2 separate regions of the Homo sapiens genome follow, and region 1 is linked to region 2. A link is an interaction called in ENCODE POLR2A ChIA-PET data of the cell type or tissue named here. Cell type or tissue: Panc1. All regions are shown on one strand.

Region 1 (4,000 bases), 84 kb after region 2:
AAGCCAGACTAGACTTTCATTTTAAATATTGAAAATGAAAGGAGTCTGGGGGCTCTTCCTGCAATGTGATTACAAACTAGGAAATCAAGATTCATCAGGGCATGGATGAAGGCAGTGCTTAGAAAGGAATAAAGTTAGCTGGGTGTGGTGGCTCACGCCTGTAATCTCAGCACTTTGGGAGGCCAAGGCAGGTGAATCACCTGAGGTCAGAAGTTCAAGACCAGCCTGACCAACAAGGTGAAACCCCATCTCTACTAAAAAGCAAAAATTAGCTGGGTGTGGTGGCACACACCTGTAGTCCCAGCTACTCAGGAGGCTGAGGCAGAAGAATCACTTGAACCTAGTAGGCAGAGGTTGCAGTGAGGTGAGATTGCACCACTTTACTCCAGCCTGGGTGACAGAGCAAGACTCTGACTCACAAAAAAAAAAAAAAAAAAAAAAGAAATAAAATTGTTTTTTATGTGTGGCTTGCTAATTTCAGACTCTATTAAACCAACTGCCCTTGCATTTAATCTTCAAAACAATCCTTTGAATTAGTAATTATTATTACCTTCTTTTTACCTATGACAAAACTGAGACTCAGAGAGATTAAGCAATATGACCAATGGCACACAGCTGACGGAGCTAGTCAGAATTCAAATCTAGATTTGTGTGACTCCAAGCATGCACATTCCGTTTTTTTTTTGAGGCAGTATCTCACTCCATTGCTCAGGCTGGAGTGCAGTGGTGCAATTGTGGCTCGCTGCAGCCTCGGCCTCCTGGGCTCAGGTGATCCTCCCACCCCAGCATCCCAAGTAGCTGGGACTATAGATGTGCCCCACCATGCTAGGTTAATTAATTAATTAATTAATTATTTTGGTAGAGATGGTGTATTAGTCCATTTTCATGCTGCTGATAAAGACATACCTGAGACGAGACTGAAGAAAAAAAGGTTTAATTGGACTTACAGTTCCACATTGCTGGGGAGGCCTTAGACTCATGGCAGGAGGTGAAAGGCACTTTTTACATGGTGGTGGCAAGAGAAAATGAAGAAGACACAAAAGCAGAAACCCCTGATAAAAGCATCAGATCTCATGAGACTTATCCACTACCACAAGAATAGTATGGGGGAAACCACCCCCATGATTCAAATTATCTCCCACCAGGTCCCTCCCACAACATGTGGAAATTAGGGGAGTACAATTCAAGATGAGATTTGGGTGGGGACACAGAGCCAAGCCATATCAGATGGGGTTTTGCCATGTTGCCCAGGCTTGTCTTGAAGTCCTGAGCTCAAGTGATCCTTCTGCCTTGACCTCCAAAGTGCTGGGATTACAGGCATGAGCCGCCATGCCTGGCCCAGGTATGCACTTTAAAAGCCATCCTTGCTATCTTGTGCCATTTTCCTGATAGAAGTCACCCTTCTAAAGTGGACAAGGTAAGACATATTTACATTGTTATCCCTTTGTGGGTAAGAGAATAAAATTAGGAAGATCCTCAGGATGTAGCAAAAGGGCACTTACTATGTGCCAGGCCCCACTAGGCACTTGGCATGCATTTATATCTCATTTAACTCCTAGGGCTACTCTATGAGGTAAGCAATTCCATTCCAATTTTGTGGATGAGTCAAACTGAGGCATCAAGAGATAATGTGACTTGCCAAGGTCAAGCAACTAATAGGCGAGATTTGAACCCAGATCTGTCTGTTTTTCAAAAGTCTCCACCCAGCTACAATTCCCCATTGAAAAAGTTTTGGAGGAGTTACAGGAGGGAGAGGCCATTGTTGGGTGGAATAGTCTTGAGGAGGGACTCCAGTATGAGGGGATGTCCTGGAAGCAAGGAGGGTGGCAAGCAAAGGTGCTGAGATGAGAGTGCACACAAAGGGCTCAAGGACAAAGAGTAGGCAGAGCTGATTGTCACTGAGAATGTGTAAGAACAGTGGGGGCAAGATAAAAGGCAGGTTGGAGCCAGATGGGGAGTTGTCAGGCATGTAGGCTGAGGAGTTTGACTGTGCTCTCTCAGGCCATGGGGGAACATTTGGAGTGGGATTTGTAATGCTGATGAGAGGAAATAGGAAGCCTGGGAGTCTGCAGTTCCTAGAGCTACCATTAAGCGTTAGTGCTGGGGCTGTCTGCCCATAGAGTCGTTATCCCCTTAGCAGGTGGGAAATAGGAAGGGTCTAGTTTAGGCAGAAACATCCCTCAAGAGAAAGGCATGTCAGGGTTGGTGGAGACAGTGGGAGAAGGTTCCAGATGCAGCAGGACAGACCCTGGAAGGCAGGGAGGCAGGGGGGTGGCATAGGGCAGCAGAAAGAATGCATCTCTGGCTCATGGCAGATCTTGTTCAGTTCTCAGCTTAGTCTCTGTGAATAAAAGTTATCTGAAAATAAATTTGGAGGAAAGAGACTTTATTCCAGTCAACGTTTGCAAACCAGGGAGAAGCAGCCTTCAGTGTAAAACGAAGGTGCATTCCAGAGAACAAAGAGAGGGTCTGAGCATTTGTTTTTTCTTTTGAGACAAGGTCTTGCTCTGTCACCTGGGCTGGAGTGCAGTGGCGTGATCATGGCTCACTGCAGCCTCGAACTTCTGTGCTCAAGTGATTCTCCCACTTCAGCCTCCTGAGTAGCTGGGACTACAGGCACATGTCACCATGCCTGGTTAATTTTTGTATTTTTTGTAGAGATGGGGTGTTGCTATATTGCCCAGGCTGGTCTCAAACTGCTGAGCTCAAGCGATCCATCTGCCTCAGCCTCCCAAAGTGCTGGGACTATAGGTGTGAGCCACTGCACCAGGCCAGGGTTTGAGTTTTATAGCAAAATTTCCAGCCCAGGTTTCTTTATGCAAATGAAGAATTCAAACTTGCTTAGTTCTAATTGGTTGACACAGCTGAGTTCTATTGGTCAATACAGCTGAGCCCTGGTTAGCTGAGGTAGGTGAGCTCCGATTGTTTCTGAGTTCAGGTGAACTCAGAAAGTTAAAAAGTTGTGGGTTTTTGGAGAACTCAGAGTATGTGACCTCTAGTCAGCAAATGGCCACGTGGCTCTGTTTTAAATTTAGGCCCAGTTAGCCTCTTGGGATCTATCTTTAAGGATTTGCTCTTTCAGGTTCACATTTGTTCACGTCTTTTACCACCTGTATGACCCTGGGCATGGAATTTTGCTTTTCTGACACTAAAATTAAATGGTAGAACTGCAAATTTCCTCAAACCATACTTTAATATGCTGCAACATGTAGCCCCTCTAGTTTATCATACTTTCCTTTTGAGCCCCTTTTCTATAGGCGAACAGGGACACTTAACATGCCAATTGAGTGTCTACCAGTCTATCTAGTCTCTTTCAGTGAAAATGTTTCCACTCTGGCTTTTCTATCTTCGTATCAGGGCTGGCTCAAATAGTTCTTTTGGGATTACTCAATGACTCTTTAAGTAAAAGCTCCATCTTTCAGAGTTTTGCTCTTTTGCCTTCTCCTCTCCAAGATGGTGCCTGGGTATTTAAGGGGTTTACTGTAACCACAAGACAGCAGGGAGAGGAGCCTCAGGTCCACACTGTGTCCTCCATATCCAGGGCTAGTCCAGTCTGCTCCCTGGACTGTAGGCCACTAAGGCATGACAGGCCTCTTCTTGCCTCCTTGGTGATGGGCTGCTGGTGGCATCTATGATTTTGGCCATTTGTCCTCAAGTCACAAGGTTCCTACCCATGGTGGCCTCTTTCTTTGATCTCAGGCCTCTGTCCTCTTGGTACTTTGATGTGCTCTCCTGATGGAGGGTCAGGGGTGCTGCCACAGGCTCATTCATCAGACCATTTCCTGCAGTCTTACTGTGCCATCACCCTCTGCCATGTTGGAAATGAGTGGATTTTCTTGTAGGCTCACAGACTCTTGCTAATAGACATGGGAAGTAGGTCTTTAGTTTTTCGGATGGCCTTGGCTTTCCTCTCAATCTATCTAATGTATCTCCTTGAGGTGAAACACAGCTTGGAGAGGAAAGGTAAAACACATTCACATCACCTCCAGCTTCCCCTCCC
Region 2 (4,000 bases):
CAGTGGCTGACACCTGTAATCCCAGTACTTTGGAGGCTGACGCAGGAGGATTGCTTGAACCCAGGAGTTCAAAGCCTGGGCAACATAGCAAGACCTTGTCTCTACAACAAATTAAAAAATTGTTGCTGGGGGTGGTGGTGTGTGCCTGTAGTCCCAGCTACTTGGGAGGCTGACATGCAAGGATCACTTGAGCCTAGGAGGTCGGGGCTGCAATGAGCCTCGATCATACCACTGCACTCCAGCCTGGGAGACAGAGAGAGACCCTGCCTCAAAAATTAAAATAAATAAATAAACAAATATATAAAATAATAATAAAAAAAAAGAACTGAGGTAAAAACACAAACAAGGGGCCAGGAATGGTGACCTATGCCTGTAATCCCAGCACTTTGGAAGGCTGAGGTGAGAGGATCTCTTGGGCTCAGGAGTTTGAGACCAGACTGGGCAACACAGCAAGACCCCATCTCAATTAAAAACAAAAGCAAAAACAAAAACAACTGGTGTTACAAGGCCAGTCCACATTAGCCTTAGTGCCAGATAAACACTGTTACGGTCAAATAAGAATTACTGGAGAGCTGGCCGGGTGTGGTGGCTCATACCTGTAATCTTAGCACTTTGGGAGGCTGAGGCGACTGGATCACCTGTGGTCAGGAGTTCAAGACTGGCCTGGCCAATATGGGGAAACCCTGTCTCTACTAAAAATATAAAAATTAGGTGGGCATGGTGGCACATGCCTGTAATCCCAGCTACTTGGGAGGCTGAAGCAGAAGAATCGTTTTAACCTGGGATGCACAGGTTGCAGTGAACCAAGATTTGCACCACTCACTCCAGCCAGGGTGAAAGAGCGAGACTCTGTCTTCCATCTCAAAAAAAAAAAAAAAAAAAGGAATTATCGGAGAGCTGTCGAACCTAACTGGACCTCTCATTTTGGAAGAAAGTGGGTGTCTAGGGGTGGGGCGGAGTTGGGGGAGAGAGTGTGCATGTGACGTGCGGAAGAGGCAGGCGGGAGGCAGGCGGAAGGCAGGCGTGCATTCTCAGGCTCACCTGTGCCCTTCCCAGCAGAGGCTCCACTTCTTTATTATGTTCAATGGCTGTTTCAAAAGACTGAAGGAAATTTGATACAATGGGATCCACCACTTTTTTGTTGGTCTTGTATTTCTCATGAATTATTTTCAGCAGTCCACACTTCTTTACGGTACCTATAAGGGTTAGTTTATTTACCAAGAAATAAAAAATTATGTTCTCAGATTGGCCAGAGATTGTAGTATGGTTAATGAAATTACTGAAACTACTATAGCAATGAAAGATGAGAGGTCCGTTTCCCAATAGGACATCAGTTGTTGGGCTCTTAAGCCTAATTTATAAGGAGAAAAGCTGACTCCCGAACATTATGTAAACCTAATAAACTAAACAGAAGACAGTGAGTGAAAAGGGCTATTGCTTAGCCTTCTGTGCATTCCACTCACCATTAAAAGCGCCACAGTGATGGCAGATGTTTTTCTTCCGGCACTTGTCAGAGATTTTCTTTTTCAGTCCTCGCTTCTGAAGGTAGGTCAGGCCGGGCCTCTTTAGATAGTCCAGAAACTGCTTCTTCTCCTCTTGGGACAGCATGATGTGGCAGCAGGTTTTGCAGATCATCTTTTTCAAATTAAGCAAGACAGATAAAAGCATAAGTGAGAATGAAAAATTATTTTCTTTTAAAAATGCCATCGCCCTGTTTTGTACCCTTAACCACGTGACCATATACACAGATCTGCAAATGGCTCTATACTATGGATATGCAGAGAGGAAGCCTGTGTTCACTAGATTAGCAGTACTCACAGCCAGTAGGCAGACTTTGTTACCTTTATCTTTTTCTTTGTGCTATTCTGTATTGTTTGAATTACTACTATTGTTATTTTTTTAAGAACACGTATCTACCATCTTCTCAAGGTAAATAAACAAAATAAATAATTCTTGAGTGATTTAACGTAGTGTGAGATGAAAATATTATGTACTTAGTATAAAAGAGTCCCCTAGATGTATCCCCCACCACTCACAGTTCCTAAGTTCATTCCAGCATCCCTGACCAATCACTCCAGAATTTATGTCTTGGAAATCAGCACCTGTGTGCTTACCTGTAAGATGCCTATGACTGCTCTGAAGTACCCTACATGAAAACACGGCAACTCCAGGTCGATATACCCATAGTGGCCTAGACAGTCAGCCAAGTTTTTCCCACAGGTTTCACATGGACGATCCTTCTCACTCGTACCCTTTGAAAAAAAGCACACCCAATGATCAACACAGACTGCTGGACGGGAAAGAGTGCCCAGCCATCATGCCTGGCTGGTGACACAGAATCATTTCTTTTGCTTCTTAAATTTCCTTTCTGAGATCACTTCCTACTGTTTTTCTTTCTTTTCTAATTTTCATGACTCAGAATCGAATCAGGTTGCTGACTAAAGGCCGGAGTTCTTGACCTAGTCTAATATGTGCAGGGGGGAATTGAGGAGATGGAAGGAAGCCCCTGCTCCTTTCAATCTGGTAAGTCACCAGTTTTATCAGCAGGGCAAGACACAGTTACCAGGAGGGGTGAGGGGGCCTTACCATCCTATGGTCGAGCACCCCATATAGCAAGGGGGCATGTTGGTTGTCCTGGCTGTACAGGTTCTTACTCACAACTTGGATGTGCGCCTGCTGGCGCATCTCCTCAGGTGACTTCATTCCAAAACAGATGTGGCTTCTGGAATGGGAAGAAAAAGGTGAAAATTACAGCAAAATCTGTGACCAAAAATGTCTATTACATACATAGCCCACCATAACCAACCTATCCTTCCAACTGTCTCCACTGGCTTTTCCTACCAGTATTAAATATATTTAACCCTCTCTCATTTTTCCTTCACAAACATCCCTTCATCTTACTGGAATCCAGTTTCTACTCTCACCATCAAAGGAACAGTGCTCACCAAGGCCACCTAGACAACCTGCCTGCTGCTGAATCCAATAAGAACTTCCTCATTTTACCTCTGCAGCACTGGCAGCACCCTGCCCAATCCTGAAGTGCTTTTCTCTCGGCTTTGGTGACACCATACACTCTGAGTTTTCTTCTTCCCTTCTCTGGCTGCTCCTTGTACAGTCTCTTTTGAGGTCTTTTCTTCTACTGCTATCCCTTAAATATTGGTGCACTGTACCACCTAGCATTACAACCTTCATCCTCTTATCTTCTCATCCTACACATTCTCCTGAGTGATCATGCCACTCACATACATGTTGATGTCTATCAAATCTATCTCTATAGGCCAGCTACTGCTACCCAACTGGACATCTGTATAGACACCTCCTCCTGGACAGTTCCACCTAGATATCTCATAGGCACTTCAAACCCCACACATTGAAAACAGACCTCAATACTTTTTCTCCCATGTCTGTCCCTTCATTCATTCTTCCAACAAATTGACTATTTCCTATGTGCCAGGCACCATCCTACAGGCTGAGGATACAGATTAGCTAAGACAGACAAGGTCCTTGCCAACAAAGAGCTCACAGGTCAGGGTGGGAAAGACAGACCACAAACAAACGAATATACAAATGTGAACAGATGCAGAAGTGATGTAAGCAGTGGAGTCTGAGGAATTACTTTACGTTGCATGGTCAGAAAGCCTCACTGTAAAACTGACAATCAGAAGGAAGAGCATCTGAAGTGGAGAGAATGACTAGGGCCAGGGTCCTGGGACTGGCACAAGCTTGGCATTTTCAAGGAACCAAATGAAATCAGTATATACTGGAGCATAGAAAGCTAATAGTACAAGATAAAGTCAGTGAAGCATGCAGGAGCTAAAGCATGAGGGCTTGGGAACTTTGGTAGGGAATTTATTTAAATAACATAAATGCAGCCGGGTGCGGTGGCTCATGCCTGTAATCCCAGCACTTTGGGAGGCCAAGGTGGGTGGATCACGAGGCAAGGAGATTGAGACCATCCTGGCTAACATGGTGAAACCCTGTCTCTACTAAAAATACAAAA

The links. Peaks named below come from ENCODE experiments on the same cell type or tissue, not always from the same donor. Only the 100,000 strongest peaks of a DNase experiment are listed, where the experiment ranks them.
Region 1: POLR2A ChIA-PET joins it to region 2 with 9 read pairs; 2 of 35 experiments call an interaction of 5 or more read pairs at or near these places.

The regions. Positions count from the first base shown.
Region 1 is chr10:78,107,329-78,111,328 of GRCh38, forward strand. No RefSeq gene overlaps it. Among named protein-coding and RNA genes, the nearest start is that of RPS24, 75 kb to the left of the region's middle. In Panc1, no CTCF peak of the experiment used is centred here; no DNase peak of the experiment used is centred here.
Region 2 is chr10:78,023,508-78,027,507 of GRCh38, forward strand. It overlaps POLR3A (RNA polymerase III subunit A), which reads right to left. Exons shown (of 31, transcript NM_007055.4): 2 at 2,587-2,722; 3 at 2,115-2,252; 4 at 1,464-1,635; 5 at 1,042-1,196. Among named protein-coding and RNA genes, the nearest start is that of POLR3A, 4.0 kb to the right of the region's middle. RefSeq lists an enhancer at 1,286-2,485. In Panc1, no CTCF peak of the experiment used is centred here; a DNase peak (open chromatin) is centred at 2,444.